Regions from separate parts of the Homo sapiens genome. Here all the other regions are linked to region 2. The links are chromatin loops, found by intact Hi-C in ENCODE. Cell type or tissue: OCI-LY7. All regions are shown on one strand.

The links. A loop is a pair of places that touch in the nucleus more often than their neighbours do. Peaks named below come from ENCODE experiments on the same cell type or tissue, not always from the same donor. Only the 100,000 strongest peaks of a DNase experiment are listed, where the experiment ranks them.
Region 1: it touches region 2 in a loop (5-fold over the local background); 1 of 110 quality-filtered maps calls a loop at or near these places.
Region 3: a loop joins it to region 2, with 5 times the contacts of the local background. A loop is called at or near these places in 1 of 110 quality-filtered maps.

The regions. Positions count from the first base shown.
Region 1 is chr4:120,866,942-120,874,941 of GRCh38, forward strand. The region is part of intron 2 of PRDM5 (PR/SET domain 5); the gene reads right to left. Among named protein-coding and RNA genes, the nearest start is that of PRDM5, 52 kb to the right of the region's middle. In OCI-LY7, CTCF peaks have their summits at 3,525 (motif pointing left), 3,731 and 6,803; a DNase peak (open chromatin) is centred at 3,520.
Region 2 is chr4:120,716,066-120,724,065 of GRCh38, forward strand. The region is part of intron 14 of PRDM5 (PR/SET domain 5); the gene reads right to left. Among named protein-coding and RNA genes, the nearest start is that of PRDM5, 200 kb to the right of the region's middle. RefSeq lists an enhancer at 4,359-4,408. In OCI-LY7, a CTCF peak has its summit at 3,107 (motif pointing right); DNase peaks (open chromatin) are centred at 3,116 and 4,506; H3K4me3 peaks cover 1,530 bases; H3K27ac peaks cover 2,359 bases.
Region 3 is chr4:120,850,050-120,858,049 of GRCh38, forward strand. PRDM5 (PR/SET domain 5) reads right to left here. Exons shown (of 16, transcript NM_018699.4): 3 at 3,369-3,491. Among named protein-coding and RNA genes, the nearest start is that of PRDM5, 69 kb to the right of the region's middle. In OCI-LY7, a CTCF peak has its summit at 4,818; a DNase peak (open chromatin) is centred at 5,742.

The sequences.
Region 1 (8,000 bases), 150 kb after region 2:
TAGAAGTTAAAGATATTAAAATGTGTAAAGGATTTGACATATTGCTGAGATTGAGGGGCTCACAGGGTGGCCTGAGAGGGGCCATTCGCAGACCTAGGGACTGAAAACAGTCTCTAGCCAAAAGCCAGCAATAAAATAAGGACCTAAGTCCTACAATCTCAAGGAACCAAATTCAGCCAGCAACCTGAATGAGCTTGGAAGCAAATTGATCCTCAAAGCCTCCTAATAAGAACCCAGCCCTGCCACTACCTTGATCTGGCCTTTTAAGACCCTTAAGCAGAAAACCTACCTGGACTTCTCACCCACACAACTGTGAGATAAGAAAAAAAAATGTTGTATAGGGAATATTAAATGATCTTCATAAATTTTAATACTAACTCATATTACAAATAGAGAAAATCAGTTCCTCTTATAAAATAAAATTTTAAAAAACCAAAACATATGTTTCTACATTTCCCATTTCATCAGTTTTCTCCAAATCTTAAGGCTTAAATTATATATTTTTTTCATTTATTACTGAATGGTCTGAGTACACTTTCACCAGTGTATATAGAGACATCAAACTTGTATCAAGAATTTAACACATAAGGAAACTATTGACCATAAATATTTTTTCTATTGCTCTTTTCACCTCATAAAGACATAATAAACCATTAAAAATACAGATGTAGAACACAATAAAGGGAAGCAGTTGGGAAAACTGATGCTCAAAAGGTATTATGTAACTTTAGTTTGAGTTTTTTAAAGTATGCTTACAAATCTGGGGCTTTCCCCAAGGGAGTGTTTTTAATTTTGCAACAAACTACCCTTTAAAATAAGTCATCTAAAATTACAAAGTGACAAAAACACCTTCTTTGTCCAGAGATATCTCACTTCATTGGCAGCTGTTAGCACAAAAGTGAGAAAAACTTGGCCTGAGCACATACAAAAACCCTAATATTAAACTCTAATGACAAGCAAACTGGACCCAACTTCACCTTCCAAATGTGTTCACTGAGTGAAATGGGAACAACATTGGGCGCTGCCAATGAACTCCTTCAAGACAGATTTTAAATATGGGTATTATGCTGTTCTGTATCATGAATATGCATAATATTTTACTTTCATTAACAGTTTCTTACTGACTCTAACATCTACTGCTTTATTCACATATTGTAACCCTATTATACTTTCCTTTAATGGGTCTCTCCTATGGAAATATCTATAGTTCTTGGGCTTTTTTACCTAAACAAGAAGTGGAAATGTTCCTATATAGTATCAAAATTCCTTAATCAGAGGTTTTGCATAGCTGATTTTAAAAAAACTTATTGGAAAAGAAAATATGGCATATATACTGTGTTTATATAACATTTTCTGCAGGGTTTGGGACACCATTCCATAATCAAGCACATTCACATTTCTGCAACTAAATGTATAAATAGTAATGCTAGCTAGGTAGGATAAAAACAAAAAGCTACAAACAACTTTACATAAGTACAAGTCAGGATTTGCTTCTAAATGAGTTATTTTTTTCTAAATGTGGTTTTCAGAGCCTCTTGGATTTCAGATTTCTAGATTAAGGGCCTATGAACCTAGAGGTTAGAATGAGTGATTAGATAATCCATTAAAGTCCTTTTCCTCCAGAGAGATGATACAAACTTAGTAGAATGATGACAGGTCCTCTTGCAATGGTAACAAGGAAAAGTGCAATGCCACAGAATTAAAGAAAAACCTGTTAATTTATTTGGGACCAAAGCTTCTTAATGTGTTCTGTCTGTAAAAGGTGGCATGGATAGTAGGTAACACAAAGGAGTATTAGATGATTAAATGTCCTGACACTACTGTTCAGGACAACTCCTAAGAAAACAGATTTTGTTTATGGAGAACTAATTCTACACTCTCTTTGACCTAAAAATGAAGCCTATAGATAAAAATAAGGCATTTACAGTCTCTTCCATACTTATGAATATTATATTCTTTTCCATGTCACCTACAATCTACTCATTAATATGCAAATTGGAAACAACTTGCAAGTCCTGGGCAATATATCAACATAGCCCTCCTTTGGGATTTGAAATGTCTGAGATTTATAAAATATAAAACTACTACCTTAAATGCAGACAAAAGAATATACATATATATGTTTCCATCGATCTCTATGGCCTGACAGATTTTTTTTAAAAAACATGATTGTTAAATCAAAAGTTAAAATGTAACAAATATACACATCAAAACATTAATTATCTAAGCTGCACTAAAAATTCTTCAAAGTACTTCTGAGTAGTCATTTATCATAGGGCAAGGAAATTATAGACCAAATCATTAAATGGAATTTATTCAAGTCCATGAACATTAATCTTCTTTATATAAAAAGAAAACAAAACTTCTCAGGTAGAATATTATGCATACTTTTTCAGCAGTGTTTGCAGAGCCTCCATTGTGCAATGTAGTTACATTCATGCAAGTGGTTTTCACTTGTAGAAAATACAATACCTAACTTTTAAAAAGTTCATTGAATTCACTTTTTTACATTAAACATAAATTAGACCTACAATTGGTTGCTAAACAGACCAAAAGGTAACCTCCTGACAGCTTATATAATCTGATACAAATAAATCAAGCTGCTCATAAAGACACTCATAGCCTGCCTGTTGTCCTCACATTTAATTTAGTACATAAAAACAACAAAAGGTCTTGGCAAACATAAAACTGTAAACTACCATGAATACAAACAGAGCCTGTGTTGCTATAATATTAAAGAATCAACAGATGGTTGGCATCAGGAGACTGGCACAGATACAGAAAAACTAGAAAGACAAGTAAATAAAAAGGCAAATGTGTAGAAATTGAACAAGGTGTCTTTGATCCTCCTTTGCCATGTTGAAAAAAAACCTCATGTCAACACACAGAGGTCTGGAATCTCTGTTAGCACTCATGCATCTGAGATCTTGTGAAATACTCAGCCTCAATTAACCCATGCATGAACTACAGAATTTTTAAAGTCTGCCAAAGTCTACATGAGAGCACTGTGTAAGGAGACTGCACAGTTCAAAAAAGAACAAAGAAAAAAAAAGAGGAGGAAGTAGAGGAGAGAGGAAGGAGGAAGAATAGGAGAGGAGGACATAGGAGGAAGAAGCAGAGAGAAGGACTCGGAGGAGAAGGGGAGAAACAGCGAGATAAAGGACGAGGAAGGAAGGGAAGACGGAGGAGACAGAGGAAGGGAGGGAGAGGCAGGAAAGAGGAGGAAAGTGGAGGCCTGCTGGTCTCAAACTCTGATTCACCAGGCACATCCCAACCACATTAAGGTTTCTGAGAGCCATATGATGATTTTATGACCTCGAGTGAAAGAAATACAAATATTTAAGTCTTCTATTACTCCAAAAATCATTAAGCAACTACATGTTAAGCACTACACTAGGCACTAGGACACACAAACAAAAGACTCTGCCCCATTTTATTTCATTCGATAAACATTGTTTGCACTAATAAAGATCAACATCTAGGACCTGCTTGGAAAGAGCTCACAGTCTAGTGGGAGGTGGGGGAACAGCCACCTAGTGGGGGGTGGGGGAAAAACCTCACCTGCCTGACCTGCCTTGGGTATTCAGAGAATAGCAGGGAGAGGCCCCTAAGCCAGCCCAGGAAAAATAATGAGTGAGTACGGATGAGAAAAGAGCTGACAGTCCAAGTAAAGGGACCAGCAAGAGGAAAGGCACATGTGTGAGTGTGAATTAAACGTGAAGCTGTAAAGAGTCAAGTGTGAGGCAGGAAACTCTGAAGAACAAGGTTCAGAGAGGTTTGCAGTGGGTCAGACCTTGGGCTCCGTGTGACATTTGGTGGCAGTGTGGAGCGGACGGTAGCTCAGCATCACCCCTGAGTGGATTCTCAGCAGTCAGGACAGAGTTTCAGATTCCTCCTAAGAAGGAGATTTATTCAGAGTCTAGGTAGGGTTGAGCCTGGGCAGGCAAGAATGACCACCTACTATATGTTAGAGGTTTTGCCTCTGGAACTATGTTTTGTCTACCTTCTCCTACTCTCTTGTGCACAGAATATAGATTCATCTTGCCAGATTTCCCCTCCAGTAGAAGACTATACTTTACAGCCATGCTCCCGCCATCATCCAGCCTATCCTTGAACACCTCCCTCTCCACATGGGAAGAGGGAACTCTCTAGGCTGTGAATCAGCAGGTTTCACAGTTGTACCCTTCTGCCTGCCAGAAAGTTTTTCCTCAGGTTGATTAGAAACACACTTCTCTCTAGTTCCACATAATGTTTTGTTGTTGTTGTTGTTGTTCTGTCATCGAACAGGAAAGCTAAGCCTTCACCGTCTTCCACATGACACCACTTTAAATCATATGAAGACAACTATCTGCTTCTGTTCTTCCTCAGGTTGAGCCCTAGTTCCCTCACTGACTGACAGGTCACAGCTTCCAGACCCTTTCTGGGTATGGCTCCCTGTGGCACGTCAGATGTTTATCAACTTCCAGGTCTGTGTCTAACAGGCAGATGTTGACACGACCCTCCTGATATGGTCTGACCAGTACACAGTACCAAAGCACTATTCTCTCCCTGTAATCTGACCACTCTACTTCTTTTATTGCATTCTGAGTTTTTGTTATTGCCACCAAATAATATTGCTAACCAAAATGTCCGTATAAAATCAAGTAAGATATTTGCATATAGGTCAATATTAAGTCTAGTATCCTCCATCGTAAACTTAAAAAATTACTCTGAATTTCATCATATATGCATTTAATCCATCACTCTAGTTACTAAAAGCTTTTTGAATGCTAAGTATCTTAAAATATTATCGATCCTTCAAATACATTAGGGTGGCTACTGTTTCAAAAAAAAAAAAAAGAAAGAATTGGTGAGAATATAGAGGAATTGGAACTTCTGTGCCATGTTGATAGGATTGTAAAATAGTGCAACTGCTATTGAAACAGTACAGAGCCAGGTGCGTGGCTCACGCCTGTTATCCCAACACTTTGGGAGGCCGAGGTGGGCAGATCATGAGGTCAGGAGTTCGAGACCAGCCTGACCGACATGGTGAAACCCCATCTCTACTAAAAATTCAAAAATTAGCCAGGCGTGGTGGCACACGCCTGTAATCCCACCTACTCAGGAGGCTGAGAAAAGAGAATTGCTTGAACCCGGGAGGCGGAGGTTGCAGTGAGCTGAGATCACGCCACTGCATTCCAGCCTGGGCGACAGAGCAAGACTCCATCTCAAAAAAAAAAAAAAAAAAAAAAAACCTGTACAGAGGTATGATCCAGCAATTCCACTTCTGGGTGTAAATCCAAAATAATTCAAAGTGGGATCTCACAGAGATATTTGCAGACCCATATTCACAATAACCAAGAGGGAGAAGCAACTCAAATTTCCACTGAGGAATGAATGGATAAACAACATGTGGTATATACACACGAGGGATTACTATTCAGCCTTAAAAAGGAAGGAAATCCTATTGCACACTACAGCACAGAAGAATCTTAAAAACATTATGCCAAATGGAATAAATCAGTCATGAAAAAGGACAAATGCTGTATGATTATACTTATATGAGGCATCTAAAGTAGCCAAATCCTTAGAGGCCGAGGCAGGAGGATGACTTGAGGCCAAGAAATTGAGACCAGTCTGGGCAACATACCCTAATCTCTACAACAAAAATAAAAGATAAAAAATTAGCCAGTGGTGGTGGTGCACACTTGTAGTCCTAGCTACTTGGGAGACTGAGCTGGGAGGATGGCTTGAGCACAGGAATTTAAGGCTGCAGTGAACTATGATCGCACCACTGTACTAAAGCCTGGGTGACACAGTGAGACCCTGTCTCTAAAAAAATAAATAACTAAAGTAGTCAAATTCCTAGAATTTGAAAGTAGCATGGTGATTACCAGGGGCAGGGGGTAGTGGGGAGGTGAGATGTTTAAAGGATATAGAGTTTCCGATCTGCAAGATAGAAAAGTTCTGGAGATCTGCTTGATAACAATGTAAATATACTTAACACTACTGAACTCTACACTTAAAGTGGTAAGTGGACAGTTAAGATGGTAAATTTTATGTTATGTGTTTTTACCATATTTTTTATTTTATTTTTTTGAGACAGAGTCTTACTCCATCACCCAAACTGGAGTACAGTGGTTCAATCTCTGCTCACTGCAACCTCTGCATCATGGGTTCAAGCAATTCTCATGACTTAGCCTCCCAAGTAGCTGGGACTACAGACATGTGACACCATATCTGGCTAATTTTTGTATTTTTTTGGTAGAGGCAGGATTTCACCATGTTGGCCAGGCTGGTCTCGAACTCCTAACCTGAAGTGATCTACCCATCTCGGCCTCCCAAAGTGCTAGCATTACAGGCGTGAGCCACCACGCCCTGACCACAATTTTTAAGAAGAGAAAAAAACAGTATCTATCCCCTCCCTTCACTCTAGTTGTACAGACAGTGGGCTCAAGATATGTGCTCAATTTTCATGAGTCTTTGATAGAAATAATTGAACAGGAAGAGCCAAGACAGAGCCTGCTTTTCAATTAAAATTCAACACTCCGGCTATAAGTGGCCAACTATCCATCAGTACTTCAAAGTTTACTATCACACAATCCACATTTCTTCACCTCCCACAAAAATTTACAATAGTCATTGTCAAACATTTCACTCAAATCAAAAGTCATTATATCTATTGGACTCTCCTGGGTTTACATGACCATTAAAAACATCCTACAGATTTCTCATGTTTACCAGTGTTCTGAATACTCTCCAACAATATGTCGGTTATTTCATTCCAAAATTTTGTAACTGAAGAACTTCATAATTTCCAAAATCTACTTTTTCCCCACTAGGGGCTTCATTTGCCTTTATTTGCCATGATTTCTCAAAAAATAATAGAAAGTTTCTGCAAGAAAAGGTACTTATTTTTTCAGCACCCATGTATATAATTTTTCTGGGATAGTAGATAGAAACTATTAAATAGCTGTTTTTTTATTAGCTCCTCATGCATTTTGGGCTATTATGTACACTTTATTAAATGTTTATCCAGTTTTTTTATTTAATTGACACATAATAATTGTACATATTTATGGGGTATGGTGTGCTATTTTCATACACATATATTAATGTGTAATGATTAAATCAGGGTAATTAACATATACATCACCTCAAACATTTATCTGATATTTGTGTTTAGAATATTCAAAATGCGCCCTTCTAGCTATTTGAAAGTATACAATATACTGTTGTTTATTATAGTCCCTCTATAGTGCTACAGAACACTAAAACTTATTCTTCCTATCATTAATGAAAATTTCACAGTCAATTGTCCAAGTAATCAAAATCAGGAACTCCAAAGTCCAGCAGCTTCTATTATTGAAGTAGAAGATGAATATGTAAAGTTAATAATAATGACTTTAATCACACATTAACAGAGCATGCAAAGTGGGAGTAGAAAGCAGTGGAGGTGAAATGTTTTCTGTCTTTATTTAATAGATAAAATAGAGATTTAAGTCAAATATGTGGAATTTAAAATGGATTTCTGCTTCAGAATCACAAGAGAAGATTAAAGCAAATGAAACATTCAGCTTAACTGCATGTGATTGGTTTCAATTTTCACAAGATTCCTGAAAAAAACTCTTAGTTCACTAAGAAAAAAAAATCATTTTAAAATGCAAATAACAGCCAATTTAAATCAAAGCCAGTATGCTTAGTGGTAAAACACATAAACATGACATTGAAATCAAGATTAGGACAAGATTGATTACTATTAGCTTTATTATTTAACACTATTGTGAAAAAAATCTAGCCAAAGAGGGGGAAGAAGAAATTGAGTTTCTTTTTCTTGCCCAATACTGATACTGTGGGTATACTGAGGAAACTGGTCCCAGATTGCAGATTTTGTCTATGTCTCTGAAGCATCTGAGCTTCTGGCTCTGACAGGAAGTATATGTGTGTCCTATGGCCTGGGACTACAGCCACTGCTCAGGAAGCAATTGTAGCACCTTGTAGGGAAGAGGTGGTGGGAGGCT
Region 2 (8,000 bases):
GTTTAAAAATGCAAACACGTATTAATCATTGCTTTAGCTGAATAATGTCTTATATACTTACACACACACATTATCCACTCACATACTGATATTTTTCACATGTTTATACATGCTATTGCTGATTAATTTAATATACTTCACTTACAAATGTCGTTGAAATTATATTACCTTTCCTTATTTTCTCCTTCACAATATACTACAAGTACAACAACCATGTATTTATATATGCATGTTGGCAGAAAAGTAAAGGATAAAATGTGTAGTGTTAGAAAGGTTCTTCCAATTAAAGAAGTTTGAAGAGAAATCCATTTGATTAAGTAGTTTTCAATCTGCCTGGACTCCCTCTTCTCTACCTAGAACCATTTAAAGCCAGGGAGTCTTTGGGGTTTTGCCCTAAGAGAAGCACATGAAGGCCCCACGAGCATACTTCTATGTTAGTCTGGCAAGAAAGGCTCTCTGTCATAACTAAGTATATCAACAGGCAGCTGTGTTTGTCCTTCAAATGCCTCTCTTCTTCATCCCAGATCTTACACAGAGCCTGCACTATTCCTGAAGATATCACAAGAAGATATATAATTCATGGCAGATACTAGTCAGACTGTCTATAGTGCTCCTTGAAGGAACTTCTAATGCCTACCATGGAAAAGGATTCCAATTTATAGTGAATGTCATCAAAGCAAGTCTTAGAGAATTCTTGCTCTAGTAAATGGCTCTTATACTAGAGGCAGAGCCAAGAGGTCATAGGCCACTCACCTCTAAAGTTAAGAGAACCAAATAAACCAAAATAGAAGAAAATAAACGCATTTTCTTTCTCAGAGAGTAAACCCTCACATAGACCCTCCCTTACTAATTTCTTTTCATTACCCCTAATAAGCCATGCCAAAGAAATACCAATCAGAACATGGTCAACACAGTTAGAAGAACAGGCTGAGTGGTACAGGGGATAAGATTGGAGAGGCACTGACTTCTGTTCCTGCTCCTTTCTTTGAACATTGTGAAAAAAAAAAAAAAAAACTTCATTGCCTCTAGAGCCTTCCTGAGTGGAATATGTAGTATAAATTATACACTTTAACTCATTAGCTGAATTTCAGTAGAGAAAGAATGATTAGGTTCTTGATTAATTCTGTTTCTGAATGATTACATAGTTTAACTGACAAATAGCTTGTCCTTTGTCATCACAACTTGGGAATCATTACTAAATGGAGGCAATGTATTTGTCAGTTAAACTGTGTAATCTATTAGAGGCAGAATTAATCAGGAGTCTCATCAGTCTAGCTTTAATCAAACAATACTTGGCAGATTTCATTCAAAAGGTAGGATTTACACAGCTCTATGTGCTGCACCTTGTAATCTAGGTAATAAAAAGTCGTATTTTGTGTAGTTAATGCCCACCTATATAAAAGAACAGTATCTTCAAATGTTACATTTTTTTGATAAGATAAACTGAATTAATAAATCTCAACATCATCTGAGAGGGTTCTACAGAAACAAAGTTAAATTTTAGATATACTTTGGAGGACTCTGAACATGAAGTCTTTAGAAATAGAAATTGATTAGAAGCTTTCTTTTAGTTGAGCTAAGAATTCCTGACTAAAAGATTAGAGGTATGACCCCATCAGACAGGCTACCAAGGATAAGGATGGGTCAACCTCGGATCCCTGGATGGATCCATCCCAGAATGGATCACAGGTGGATGATCCACATACAGTAGGTACATAATCCAAAGATTTCCTGTGGTTGCTGTCTATGGTTTACATTAGACCACAATCAAATAAAATGGAAAATAAAATCAGTGAGCTCTTTCTCTTATAGTCAGAGGCCAAGGTAAAGGTGTCACAAAATCATAGAATGATGCTTAATAGTTCTCTTTCATGACCGTGATAGCTGACTCTACTGAAATTGAGAAAGGGAAACTTGTAGGCAATGAAAGAAAACAGGAAGACTAGTGAGCATGGCGAGGACTGTCAGAGCCTGTGGTCTTCTGAACATATATAATCATGAGTTTGCTTAGGAGAAGGTTCAACTTGCGAGTGAAACACTAGCTCCTCTGTGGTTATATCTTCTGTGAATGCACTAGGGATACACCTTTTCTCTATTTGTCTTGCTCAAAGCTGTAATAAAGCCACAGTGTATGCACTTAATGAAATAATTTCCATGTGACCAACCTGGATTTCATATAAAATTTAGAGAAGCTTATCAAAGAGGAATCAGATGTGGAAGACAGTCTTTGTCTCTCTCTCACACACACAGAAAGACATTTTAGGACTTAAAGGGTACGCATACCTTTTGTTCCAAATTAATTTTGTTTGGCTACTTTTTCTAGATTAGATTATTTTATAGCCATTAATGTTTACTCTATTAAAACTCACAAAAATGACATATTTCATCAGATAATTATTTCCTATTTCTAAATTTAAAAGAAAATCTAAAAAATTCATAAGGGACTCTCACTAAGGAGAGACCTTGAGAACACCACATCATCAATTTACACTTAGACCTTTCTGCAAAAGTGGAACATTTTAATGCCTTTAATTGTATATCATTGATTTTAGAGAAGTTTGCCTTAACAAAAATGTTAAAAACAAAGGTTCAGCTGAAAGCAAAATAGTGTTTTATTTAAAAAAATCCATGAGGCACAGATTTGGTGTGAATTTCTTAAATATGAAATTTCTACATAAACTAAATTTTATAAATTCCTAGTTTCCCATCTTCTCAGCTGCTACCATAGTGGCTGATCTGTCAGACACATTACAAACTGTGGCATAGATGACACTGACTTGTAAACAAAAAAGGCTTGTGTTATATTTTTAAAAGATGTGGGGCAGGTTCACTTAACCCTCAAACTTTCTCTTCTGCAAAATGTCTCACTAATTTCCACTGTGGAATATGGAGCCTCAACTGTGAGGAAGATTACAGACAGTCAGTTGTTGACTTACTTTCTAGCCTGTACTAAGAAACTATTTGCCAAACTTTCCTTAGACAAGGCACAGAGTACTTAAACTCCCCACTCTGGTCCAGAGCAAGGTTTCTGGATCTCAGCAAAAGGGCCAGATAATTCTTTGGTGTGAGGACTGTCCTGTGCACCCACTAGATGTCAGTAGTACACCCTTCCCCACTCCATCTTCCACCCAGTTGTGACAACCCAAAATATCTCCCGACATTGCCAAACGTCCCCTGGGGGGCAAACCACAGAAACACTATAGACAGTGCTTCTCAAACTATCTGTAATTAAAGACTTTTTCCCAGTCTGTTGCAGAGTGATGCTTTTATAAAATATATTAAAAACGAATTACTAGAAAAATTATCATGTACTTGAATGTCACAGCAATGCCAAAATGCTGTAAGAGTTCTAAACACTTCTTCACGGTTTCTTTATTTATCATAGACCAGAAATAAAGAGTTTGTGGGCTGCCACTGGTCTGCGAGCCACACTTTTGAAAAGCACTGGTCTAGAATGAAAATATCTTTGATCTTAGGATGCCCATAATTCAATTTTATCATAATCTAGATGAACAAATTCTACAATAGACCTTATATAAAGATGTCTACGTCATAATTACACTTACACCTTGAATTAGATATAATTTTAATTTTACATATAAAAATTCAAGTTTTATGGCTAGGGTAGTGAGGAAGTTATAAATGGAAAAAAAAATTAATACTTGTTGAACTGGGCTGGGGCTACTTGGGGATTCATTATCCTATTCTCTGCTTCTGTAGATTTCACATTTTTCTCCTAAAAAGTTAAATTTGTTTTTCTAAAAGCTGCTTTCATGCTATTCTAAAACTTAAAAATATCGCCATTATCCTTCTGCATCAGGGGTTTTGTCTTTCTCTATCTAGGGGAACTATTTTTGATATCAGGAAGATGGATCATGTAAACATTGAACCATCTCAGAAGTCAGAAACTGTCTTGTATGCCTGCTTTGAGACAACCCAGCGCTCCAGGGACTGGCCTCACTGTGAGCCACAAAAACGCAGACTGGTGAGCAGTAGATTCCCAAAACCTGGCCCTTCTCTCCCCAACCCCAGCATAGCCAAGCTGTTCACATGTGTCTGGAGTAAAGGGCTTCTTGTACTCTTATATGATAGGGTATGTGTATAACTGGGCCAACATCTGTACTTCATATGGCAATCCCACAACAGATCCTCCAAGAATAAAAGAGAGCTACAGACAGGGGCCTGTGGTGGTCCTGACCACTGATCAGAGGTCAGACTGATGTGTGCTCCTCACCATGGCAGAGGCTGTGAAACCCATGCTGTGATTTTCGGAGTCCTCCACTTTTCTAGGAGTCAGGTAAGATTAGTAATCTTCGTTTAGCATGATGGGCTTTGAGACCAAAAGATGACTACTTGCTTCTATAAACCAAATTCGCAACAGAATCGTGGGTGAAATTTAGAGGAGGGTTTGCAAGTGTGGCCCCATGGGTTTCTATTACACACAGCTGAGGGAACAGAGCTACAGCCCACAGTACGGCATGCCATATATCTAACAGTTCCTCTTAATGGGCCCCTTTCTGAAAGTGCATGTGCCACCAGCTGCATACAATCAAAATGCATTGAGTTTCCCTCTAACAAGCAGCCTTGCTTAGAAAACTTCTTTTACAGATGTTTATAGCTTTTGTGGCTTTTTATTCACCGTCTTATTTTTATAGCCAGTGTGATCTTTCAACATATGACAAAACATACCCATGGCCTAGTAAACAATGCATCTAAAAATTATAACTCTTAGGAAGCTAGGAGAATATTTAAAGCAGGTTTCTATATAACACATCCATAATTGGTTTTGCATTGTAGCTAATGAAAAACACACTTCTATAAATTAGGAAAATGAATTGCACAAGCAACACATAGAACACTAAAAACAAGCACAGTGAATAGGATACAATTTTTATATTAAAGTGTTGCATACAGTCTTTAAATAGAAACAAGGAGGCACCTGGTCCCTTTTAATTAATCCACTCTGAGGCCCACAGAATAGTGTGTATAAATGAAATGGCTGGGCAGCCAGAAAGTCCTGTCACTTGCATAGAGGTGTTAAAAGAGCTTATCTGGCATAAAGCATGCAAAGAATCATCCAAACCAGCTCAAAAGCCTTGTTTTCCTGGGGCTGCAGGGTGACTCAAACTAGTCCATTTGGAATCGTGAGACAAAACTGATGAAACTAAACTTTTCCCTAATATTCTCCTAATTTCTAGTCCAGTGGACTTCAACCCTGCCTGCACATTTAAACCACCTAGGGATCTTTTTAAAAACATTGATGCCTAGGGCCCACCCTCACCCTGATTTAACTAGTTTGGGTAGGGACAGGCACTAGCTTTTTAAAAGCTCCCAAGGTGCCTCTAATGCGCAACCAGAAGTGAGAACTTCTGATCTAGTTCACCATCCTCTACCATAAGCATTGTAATGATAATAACAATGACAAAAACAGCATCAGTAAGAACTCCTACTCTTTCTACTACTACTATTATACTCTACCACCCCGACACTGCTGCCTATGTTCACAAACTGCCTACTTTCTGCTGGCTGGCAAAGTGCTAAGAAATTTAGAGACTGTTTTCCCATTAAGTTGTTAAGCAATGCTGCAAATTTGCTATGGTTATTCTCACTTTACAATGAAGAAACATTTGTTTAAAAACGTGATCAAGGTTATTGTAAGGCAATGGCTGTGCTTTGGTAAAGGATAGGTCGAGGTAAACATCCAGAGTGACTCAGCGAGTCTACAGCGCAGGTGTAGAACTCCACTTGTTATCACAGCCATGTAGCCGTAACATGGGAAGGCCATCACTTGGCTCTAAGCCACTATTATCTGTAAAAGGTATAATTGCCCTGTTGACAGGCTCAGCTCAACATGGCTTGACATGGTGGGCACGCGGGTGCCCAGAGAAAGAGAGAGACAGAGTTGTCCGTCTTTGCAGAGGGACAGAGGGGAGCCAGGACACGTTCGGCTTGCTTGTGGCCAAAGAGAGAAAGAGTTAAGCCACTGCCCCTGAAGGCAAGGGAGAGCCGGCTACGCAGATGTGTATGGGGGCTGCCGGACTAAGCAGCCAAGACAGGGTGGACAGTGTGAGAAAGCTGTTGATGAGAGCTGCTGCTGAATAAAATCATCTTTCACCTGCCTACGATCCCCCGAGTGTTCTTTCTGCTCATCCACCCACTCCCTCGAACCTCAGCACGGATCAGAACCTGACCCTGGGCGTGACATTTAGCGTAGTCATGACCCTGACAGTTACACAATCAGAGAGAGCAGAACAAAAAATAAGGCACTTGTAATCCCAGGCCTGTGTCTTGGGTGACTCTGCTTCCTACCTGAGCCTCTTCCCTAGTCTATATCACTGCTAGCAGAACCCTGATTCTATTTGGGTGTTGCCTTCTGCTTGGTTAAGCACCCTGGAGGAGGACCCTTCCCAGCCCAGCCAAAAGAGTGACCCTTGATCAGGCTAAGCCTTGGCTCCACACTTCCTACACATTGTTATCACCCGAAGAGCTTCAAAAAATGCTGATGCCTACCCCCAGAGATTGTGATTTCATGGTCTGAGGTATGGCCTGGGCTTTGGCAGTTTTGAAATATTCCCTGGTGATTCTGATTTGCAGACGCATTTGGGGACTGATGGGCTAAACCAATGACAGCAATTCCACTTCCCGTGCAGTGATGGGTTTAGCTTAGAGCATGCGACCTGGCTGCGATTACTGAGAAGAGAAGGTAAGTCTATGGGAGATTCTGGAAAAGGCCTCTTCTGCCTGTTGATACAGACCACATAAGGAGAGGCTGCTGGAGCTGCTGCAGCCATGTGCTGAGCACGCGAGGAGCTGGCTGAGGACAGCAGGAGACATGAGAAAAGCTGGGGCCACTAACGACCCTGTTGAGCTATTAACCAACCATGGATGGCCCTTCCTCTGAAATTCTTGTCATGTGACTTAATATAAATCCTCATCTTTTAAGGCCCTTTCAGTTGGGCTTTTGGTTAGTTTGGGATAAAAATCATCCTACTGCCTACATCTTCCCAATCATTACACCATATTCTAATGGCCCTATCCTAGTGACACAGAATACTTCCAGCTTACATTGAAGCATAGCACTGACAATGAACGAAAAATTCAAAGTCAGTGACTGGCTATTAAAAATGAAAATACACAACACAGTCTAAGAATCCTGACTCTAAAAATGGGAATGAGTTCTTTTACACAGCAACATTTTTCTTACACACATAACAAGAGTTACAAAGGAAGCCGAAAAAAATCTGCTGATAAGAATTCTGAGAACAACGTACTTGTGCATTGTAAAGAATGTCCTTTGTAATCCTTGAAAGAAAAGGAATGCTGGTTAAGTGAAAGAGTGTTATTATTTAAAGTATCTAATGGGAAATTACTTCTTTCCCTGCATAATGACTAAGTGTTTAGATTTTATTTTAATCTTACAAAAGAAGAATAATCATATGAAAAGGAAAATTTTGTTACAAGAAAAAAGTTATGCTCACCATCTTAAAAAATTATGATGCAAACTTCGAAAAATCAATGCAAATTGTAAAGAAAATATAAGGAAGTACAAATGAAAGAGAAAGAAATATAAGGGAAGTAAATATGATAAAAAATATAGAAGATATACAGAAAATATAAAAACATATATATACACACACTTATGCCGACTGATATATATAGTGTCCAAGGCAAAAATGTTGAGTTTCAAATAACATTCAGAATGGAAGTCAACTAAGAGAATAATAAATTGTCAGAGTTGGGAGAGCAGGTTTCTGATGTAACTGTCTTTTTCTCTTGTCATGTATCATCCTCGTTGTTTTATCTTAAAAAATTGCTAATGAAAATCAAAGTAAGTCTTACAAATTTAAGATAGCTTGAATTTTTTTTTTTTTTTTTTTTTTTTTTTTGCATGTTGCTGGGAGTTTCCTTTACCAATGGAACATTCCTGACAAGTGTATAGTCTCAGACCCAGTAATCCATCACCAAAGGTAAATTTAGGAAGAAAAATATTAAATACTTCC
Region 3 (8,000 bases), 130 kb after region 2:
TTGCAAAACTAGAAATATAATCAAGTCTCCAAGAAGGAGTTCCAATTATCTGCCAAAACAGACCTCAACTTCATAATCCCTTGTCCAAAAAAGTTGGACCAAGTATTGACGTTTTCCACCGAGCAAGCCACATAGTCACAAATGTTTCTCATTTACTCCACTCCTGGGATATACAGCTCAAATAAAAAATTTCCTGAATACCCCAAACTTCAGATGCAATTTGGAATGCAAGTGATTCATAATGTTATGCAGGAAACATCATGACCTTACCAACTCAATGTTTCTGGAATGCAATCTTTAGGAGATCATTCCAACCAATTAGAAGGCTGAAATCTCTTTCAGCCACGTGACCCAACTATTATGCTCTCTGCCTTTAGCTCAGATGTGATTTTGAACCCTCAGCAATCCTCTACTCCAGCTACTGTTCAAAATAAGAAAGATGTTACCTCAAGGGAGCTAACAAAGATCCCTATTGTAATCTATGACAAAAAATATGGTAGCAGTGCACTGCATCCCTATTAAGAAAGTGCAAAACAGTGTTAAAAGAAATGAAAGCCACTGTCATTGCTCTGCACCAAAAGCCTCTCAGAGTGGCTTCTGAACATACTTAGATTATAATTCAAGAGTGAAATTTCAGAGAGCCCACCAGTTACATAAGTCCTGTTCTAATCCCCCCTCACTCCTCTTGTTAAGTCATTAATAATTTCTTGGAGTACCTGTCATCTTTTGTGATTTATATTTTCTTTCAAGGAAAAAACACAGTTGATATAGAGGAAGAAAAGTACTGCGTGGAATGTACTAAATGAACATGAAAACTGTAAGTCTTAGACAATGTGATTACTGAAAATGAGCGAAGTGCCTACAATATGATAACATACAGGGCATAGTAGAGTAGCAGAGTAAATGGTGAAAGATCAAGGTATAAATACTTATTGACACTGTTTTCCATTAACTAAAGGGATCATTACAAGTAAGATGTTCAGTTAAGGGGAACTCCTAAACAAGTATTACCTAAGTAAATATAAGATGAAACTCACATAACACTTTGTAAGTTTAGGCAAAGAAAGAGACCTACTGATTCTACAGAAATAATAGGCAATAGGAAGACATTTCTGAAACTGAAGGAATTTGGAGAAGGCTTAAAATCATTATTTACACCTGAAAAGAAAAACCATCTAGCATAAATAATATTCTCCACAATCACAATGATGGAGAACCTACCAAAACAATGGGTTGGCTTAAGGTAAATTCATGGCTCTATAGGCAATTTTAATAATAGTAACATTTACAAAGAAACAAACTGAGTCCGTAAATTAAAATATTGACATAAATGATGTTCTCATGGATGAGTTTGCCTCAGAAAGCCATGAAAAAATATATAAACACTTGGAAAAAAATAATGTCTACATGTTGAAAAAGAAAAAAAAAAAAAACATCAGTTTAAACTTGTGGTTGGATCAATGGCCATCATGAATAATTGGAAAAGTGGCTTGAATATCCCCGGCTGCCAGAGATCCTATTTTCCATGTCACCTCAGCTGTTTAGTAAGAGTCATCTCTCATGTATCCATGCAAAAAGGGACAGTAGTCACATTGATTATCTAATACTCATTTGTACTGAAAAAAATTGTTTAGATGACATTAGGAAATTAAGTAGTCTAGATGACTGTTTGCTAGTTACTTTAAAACTTAATTCTGTGCCTTTTCCTTCTTGCTACTGTTGATTTTATATTGAGAATTGAATGAAATCAGTGTAATGTCAACAAATTGTCAAACTATCAGAATTTCTACGAATAAATGACCACATGTATATGAAGCTTCTTGAACAGTGTACATGGTAGATTCTCAAATACTGTTCATGTCTTATTCTTTTCCCTTCCCCTCTTACTTTTGCCAACCATAGCTTTACTTCCTCTTCTGAAGTTTAGAATCCAGGAAGATGAGCTTTCACATGTAATCAGTCAATTATCTGCCAGAATTTAATGTTTCCTTATTCTTTTGGTCATCTGATCAATGTGTTTTAGAGAAGCCCTAACTATAGGGCTCCTCTAAAAACTATATCGTTTTCTCTTCTTGCCTTATTTTCCACTGAGGGATCACCTAAGTTCAACTCATAGTTTGTATCAAAACCTAATGTTTTGTCCAGCAGTATGCTAGGATACAGGGAAATGGAATTCAATAAAACACGGTTCCCACCAGTGATGGTTAACTTTACATGTTAACTTGACTAGGCTACAGGGTCCCAGATAGTTGGTCAAACATTATTCTGGGTGTTTCTGTAAGGGTGTTTTTGGAAAAGATTAACATTTAAATCAGGAGACTTGAATAAAGTATATTGCCCTCCATAATGTGGGTGGGCCTCATCCAATCATGCTGAGTCCTGAATCAAACAAAAGGCTGACCTACCCCAGAGTAAGAGAGAATTCTCCTAACAGCCTGCAACCTGGAACGCTAGCTCTTCTTGCCTGATGGGTTTCCAAGTGGGATATCAGCTCTTCCTGGTTCTATAGCAGCTTCTGGCCATTAGACTTAAACTGGTACATCAGCAATGTAGATTTTAAACTTACCAGCTCCTATAATCATTGTGAGGTAATCCCCTATTTTATATATACGTATATATACACACATACATAAACATATACATGTATACACACATATATACACACATATACAAATACATATATACACACAACCATATATATATTTTTATATATTTTTTATATTAAAAAAAGGATATATAAGGATATATCCTTTCTTTTTTTTTTTTTGGAGCCATAGTCTTGCTCTGTTGCCCAGGTTGAAGTGGAACAGCATCTTCATGGCTCACTGCAGCCTTGACCTCTCGGGCTCAAGTGATCCTACCACCTTAGCCTCTCAAAATACTGAGATCACAGACGTGAGCCACTGCACCTGTTTCTCTGGGAAACCCTGACTAACACACCACCTCCGACAAGCTCAAAGCCTGGTCACAGGGAATATCCCCAAGTAAACCTTCTCCATAAAGCCTTTCCCAAACACTAACAGAGGGTATAGTACTATGAACAAAATAAACTATCAAACAAATTAAAATATCAATGAATATTCACTGAATGAAATAAAAGTACCTGAAAGCGAGATCTGCCAAGGACAATATCAGACTGTGTAATTCATTCCCTCAGGAATTCTCATAAAGTAAGTACCCTGGTGTTAGTTTACAGCTAGGCTTGCCCTTTCCTACATATGCTGACTAGATGAGATTTCTCTGCTTTTATGAGTTACTGTTATTTGAAGGAGGTCATTGGGAAACAAATTTAAAACAGGGAGTACAGTCATATATTAATTCATCCCCCCTCACAGTGCATAGTACAAATGAGAAGCAAATAAGCTCACTTGAATGGCAGCCAAGTTCTTCTGCTCCTGAGATGGTGCCTCATGAACGAAGCGAAGCCAGTTGGAGTGCCGTGGGTTGGTAGCATCCAAAATGTACAAAACTTCTCCCTTACTCCCACGAACCTGAAACATTAAAGGCTCCTGAGTTTACAATGGAAGTCAGAATATTAGCCTTTAAACACATCAAGGTTAGGACATGACGTTTTTTCATAAGTATATACCTTTTTTATTGATGGGTGATAAATAGAAGTTGGACTAACATGCATTCTTCTCTTAAACACATGTAGAAATACAGCCTACTATTTCATTTGGCAGATGTCTAGATGACTCACAATTGCAATGAACTCTCAGAAACATCCTACGTTGATAGTTGTTTTCTGGTCAAAATTATTTCGGTTTGTAAGTATATTCCAGTATATGTATTGCAATCACAATTGTTCAGAGAATAATCATTATTGCAACCTTCCCCTTTTCTCCAAAGAGAAGGGTCATACTGCTTATTTCCCAGTTGAGAGGGGTAGAACTGGAGCAATCATTTCAATTCCTCTCTGGACCTGCTTACAGAATCATCTCCATAAAAGGAGAACCTGCTCATCTAGCCAGCGGGAATCTGACATCCAATGAAACAAAATGTTATGCTCTTTACTTGTGAATGAATGAAACAATCCCATTTTATCCTTTCATGGCCCACTCATGGATTGCTGAGGATGGTGGGCTCTCTGATTTTTGTCTCAGACCATACGCTCTCATTGCTCAGGCCTACTCTACATTCAACTGGAGAGAGGAGGGGAGTAACTCCAAAAGCAGGTAACCCATTGGACATTCTTGAACCCAAGTTACTTGAAATCTAGCTTCTCCAAAACCCCTGCATTATCAGTTGCTAGGGACTTGCCCAGTTTATAAAACTTATATACCAATCACCATTCAACTCTGATTTCATGTTTCTATTCCATTAGAATCCAGAAAAAAAAGGAAAGGAGTGAGTGATTAGCACTCCATATCTCCAACACCAAGTAACACGAACATACAGGTTACAAATTCACCTTGGCAGACTTGATAAGAATTCTAGATTTCCAAAATTTTATTTTATAAAATAAAAGACAATCAGTCCAATAAGGTATGTATTTTCATGCTACATCTGAACAATCATTTGTTCATTCAACAAACAATTATTGGGTCCTTAATGGCTGAAGGCATCAAGAATCTTTCAGTGAACAAGACAAAGCCCCAGAGCACATGGAACTTAAAAGTAAACAAATGTAGAATATAATTTCGTGTAAAGATGAGTACTATGATGACAACTAAAACAGAGCAGGAGAAAATAGAGTACTAAGAGAAGGGCTCTATTCCATGAGGCCATCAGGAAAAGCCCTTTGATGAGAGGACCTTAAGAGTTCTAAAGGGAGGGAACAGGCCAGTAGAGAGCTAGGGGAAGACTGTTTCCAAGCAGAGGGTACAGCAAGTGAAAGGCAAGGAGAAAGGCCTTCGGTTTGGAAATGAATTAGGTGCATTCAAAGAACAATAAGAAGGTTATGAGGCTGGAACAGAAGGAGCAACCGAGAAAGTGGTGGGCATTGAGATCTAACAGATTGGCAGACACCAGATCATGCGGGGACCAACAGACCAGGAATCCATCTAGACAGTTACTTTGGGCAGGTACAGTTATTTTTACCCAAAAAACATTTTAAAGACACATCTGTTACAGGCACTGCAAAAACTGATATTTAAAGATTCTCATATATAATACCCAGGAAAGAATACAGTCTGCCTGTTCCTTATATGTGACATACTGCCATGTTTCTCAAACAATTCCTGTTTTCTTAAGTGCCCAAGGATCCTCAATAATGAATGCCAGACCATCACTGGGAAGCACGAATTTAATTTTTCATATTGTAATTTCTAAAAGAGCAATTTAGGACTATAAATACCTCATATTTACATACTTAAGATGCTTATATGTGAAGGTATGGGAATTTGTAACACTTCTCACTAAATAACAAACTCTCACTGAAAAGATCTGCTTTGGGAGGTGCCTGAAAATTGTTCTGCCTCCCTACTTACACTTCGACTCAGAACACTCACTGCCCACTGGGAAATTCCAAAAATGTCCAGCAACACTGATATGGTAAAGAGAATGTACACTCTACACCTCTGCCTCAATGGGCATGTCAGTTCACATTTTTTTGGCAGAGTAAACAAATAATTTTAAATATTTGGATATAAAGTCCTTCCTTTCAGGTACCCTCACAGCAATAGCACCAAAACTGTTTATATTGACAAAAAGCCAAATTAAGCACAGCAGGTGGCAATGCCACCTAATACTTGAAAGAAAAATTTTCTCAGTAGAATTGAAACTGAAAATCTATAACTGTTACTGAAATCCACACAAGCTAACTAACTTTGTGTAGTGAAACACAAATGGGTTTGCCCAGGCATATCTCAGTTTGAGAGGACAGCACTACTTAGAGAAATTAGTTTATGGCCCTTCTTAATCATACATTTGTCACTCAGTAGTAAGCACAATATATATCAGATGTGTTTAACATCTGGAATTCTTTCTTCAAAGATACGAAACAGAAGAAATATTTCTCTGTGACTTATTATAGTAAGAATATTTGAGTTTTTACCAGGGGCATTGTTTGTTCTTTGTGTATTTCAGCTTTTTCCCAGGCCCTTTAGCCCCAACTATGTTCAATTATTCAGTATTAGCAACTTATTTTCCTTTTCAGTCCATTAGACATATGCACTTCCTGTCTATCACTTTCTCACACAATATTCCGTCTTAAGGGAAATACATAATTTGATTTTATACTAAAACTATTCTGAAATGTATCACTTTTAATACACACAAATTTATGTGCTGATTTATCTTTATTCTCAGAACAACACTATCACAACCAGCAATATACTACATTACCTACATATTCATATTTGAAATAACTTTCTTTGTTCATTAACAGAATCACTGCCCATTTTATTCCAAATATGCTTACCCAAACAACTTTTAAGTTCTTAGAGAGTCTTTGCTCTCTGGGGCCTGCCTGTTTTCTCCAGCTTTCAAGTGGCTGGCCATTTCCTCATTGCACCAGTCTAGTCTTCAACACTCCACCAAAGCTGGTAGATTACCTGTGCACACGACTTTTATCTCACTACCCTAAACACAGAGTTCGCCTTGCTGACATATCATCTGAAAGAGACATCCAAAAGTAATCTAATCCATCATTCCTCTTCCCAGAGACACCAAATCAAAACAACTCCAGACAGCTGGCTATTATTAAAGTCTCCATTTATCTATTTTAATTTGATACTGAACCCTGAGGTAATAAATTGAACATTTTTTAAATCTAAGGAATAAAAAAGACTGAAAATTCCTCCTAGTACCATGTTTCAGCATCTCCCTAATTTTTGCTGCCAAAGTGTATTATGTTACTGTCAAGACTTAGTCTTCCAAATACCATCTTCTTTTATTTGAATTTTCTTGGAAATGAAGTGTATTTGGTTACTATCTGACTTAGGATCATCTTCTGCATACCTGGGGCCAATGATGAAGTCAACAGTCTCATCGTGTAGTAAAAACCACCTCAGTTCGAAAACCTGTTTGATTTGCACAGGCTTCCTACAGTAGTTACACAAAAAGGTTAGCTAAAGTAGGAAACATGCCAGGAAGGTGGCTCACACCTGTAATCCCAGCACTTCAGGAGGACAAGGTGGGCAGATCACCTGAGGGTAGGAGTTTGAGACCAGCCTGGCCAATATATAGTAAAACCCCATCTCTATTAAAAAATACGAAAATTAGCTGGTGTGGTGGCACATGCCTATAGTCCCAGCTATTTGGGAAGCTGAGGCAGGAGAATCACTTGAACCCGGGAGGCAGAAGTTGCTGTGAACCGAGATCACGCCACTGCACTCCAGCCTGGGAAACAGAGCAAGACTCTATCTCTCAAAGTAAAATAAAATAAAGTAGGAAAGGGAAAGATACCTTCTTGTGAAAATGAAAACTTTTATGCTTCAATATAATTGTTCATGTCTGTATGACTTTGCTGCTTCACATTTAATGAAATTATTCCCTTATGGGAACTTGGCAGGGTCTAGCCTCTGTTGAATGCTACTGACGTCACTTTTCAAGTATCTGAGAGAAATAATGTGCTGGTCATTGCTACCATGTATCTGTACCTTTTTTCAGCCTAAAAGTTCACAACATTGAATATGTCATAGTTGATTTTGTGTTTCCACCCAGAAAAAGACAGAGGAAACCACAAAAAATCTCAGCTCAATTACAGAAAACCCTAACGTGTAAATGAAAGAAGAAAGTGGAAATAGGGAGCAGGGGAGAGAGATACAAATCTTCTTTCCCTAAACTTAAATATTTTATTTGTTAAATTGGGTCAACTATAGACAGAGAAGCTCAATTATTATTTGGATGGTTAATTTTCAAAGACGAGTCTACAATGTTGCTTACTCTATTATTTTCCTTCAATCATTTCAAATGCCTAAGGAATTTTTCACTAACTATATACATTCCATCAAGGCTCCAAGAGCAAAGCCAGTCAGCCAGATTTGCCCCCCAGAAGTGGCAAAATGTAACTGATAGATAAAATTTGATTTAATGTATGGTAAAATGTAATGGCAGCA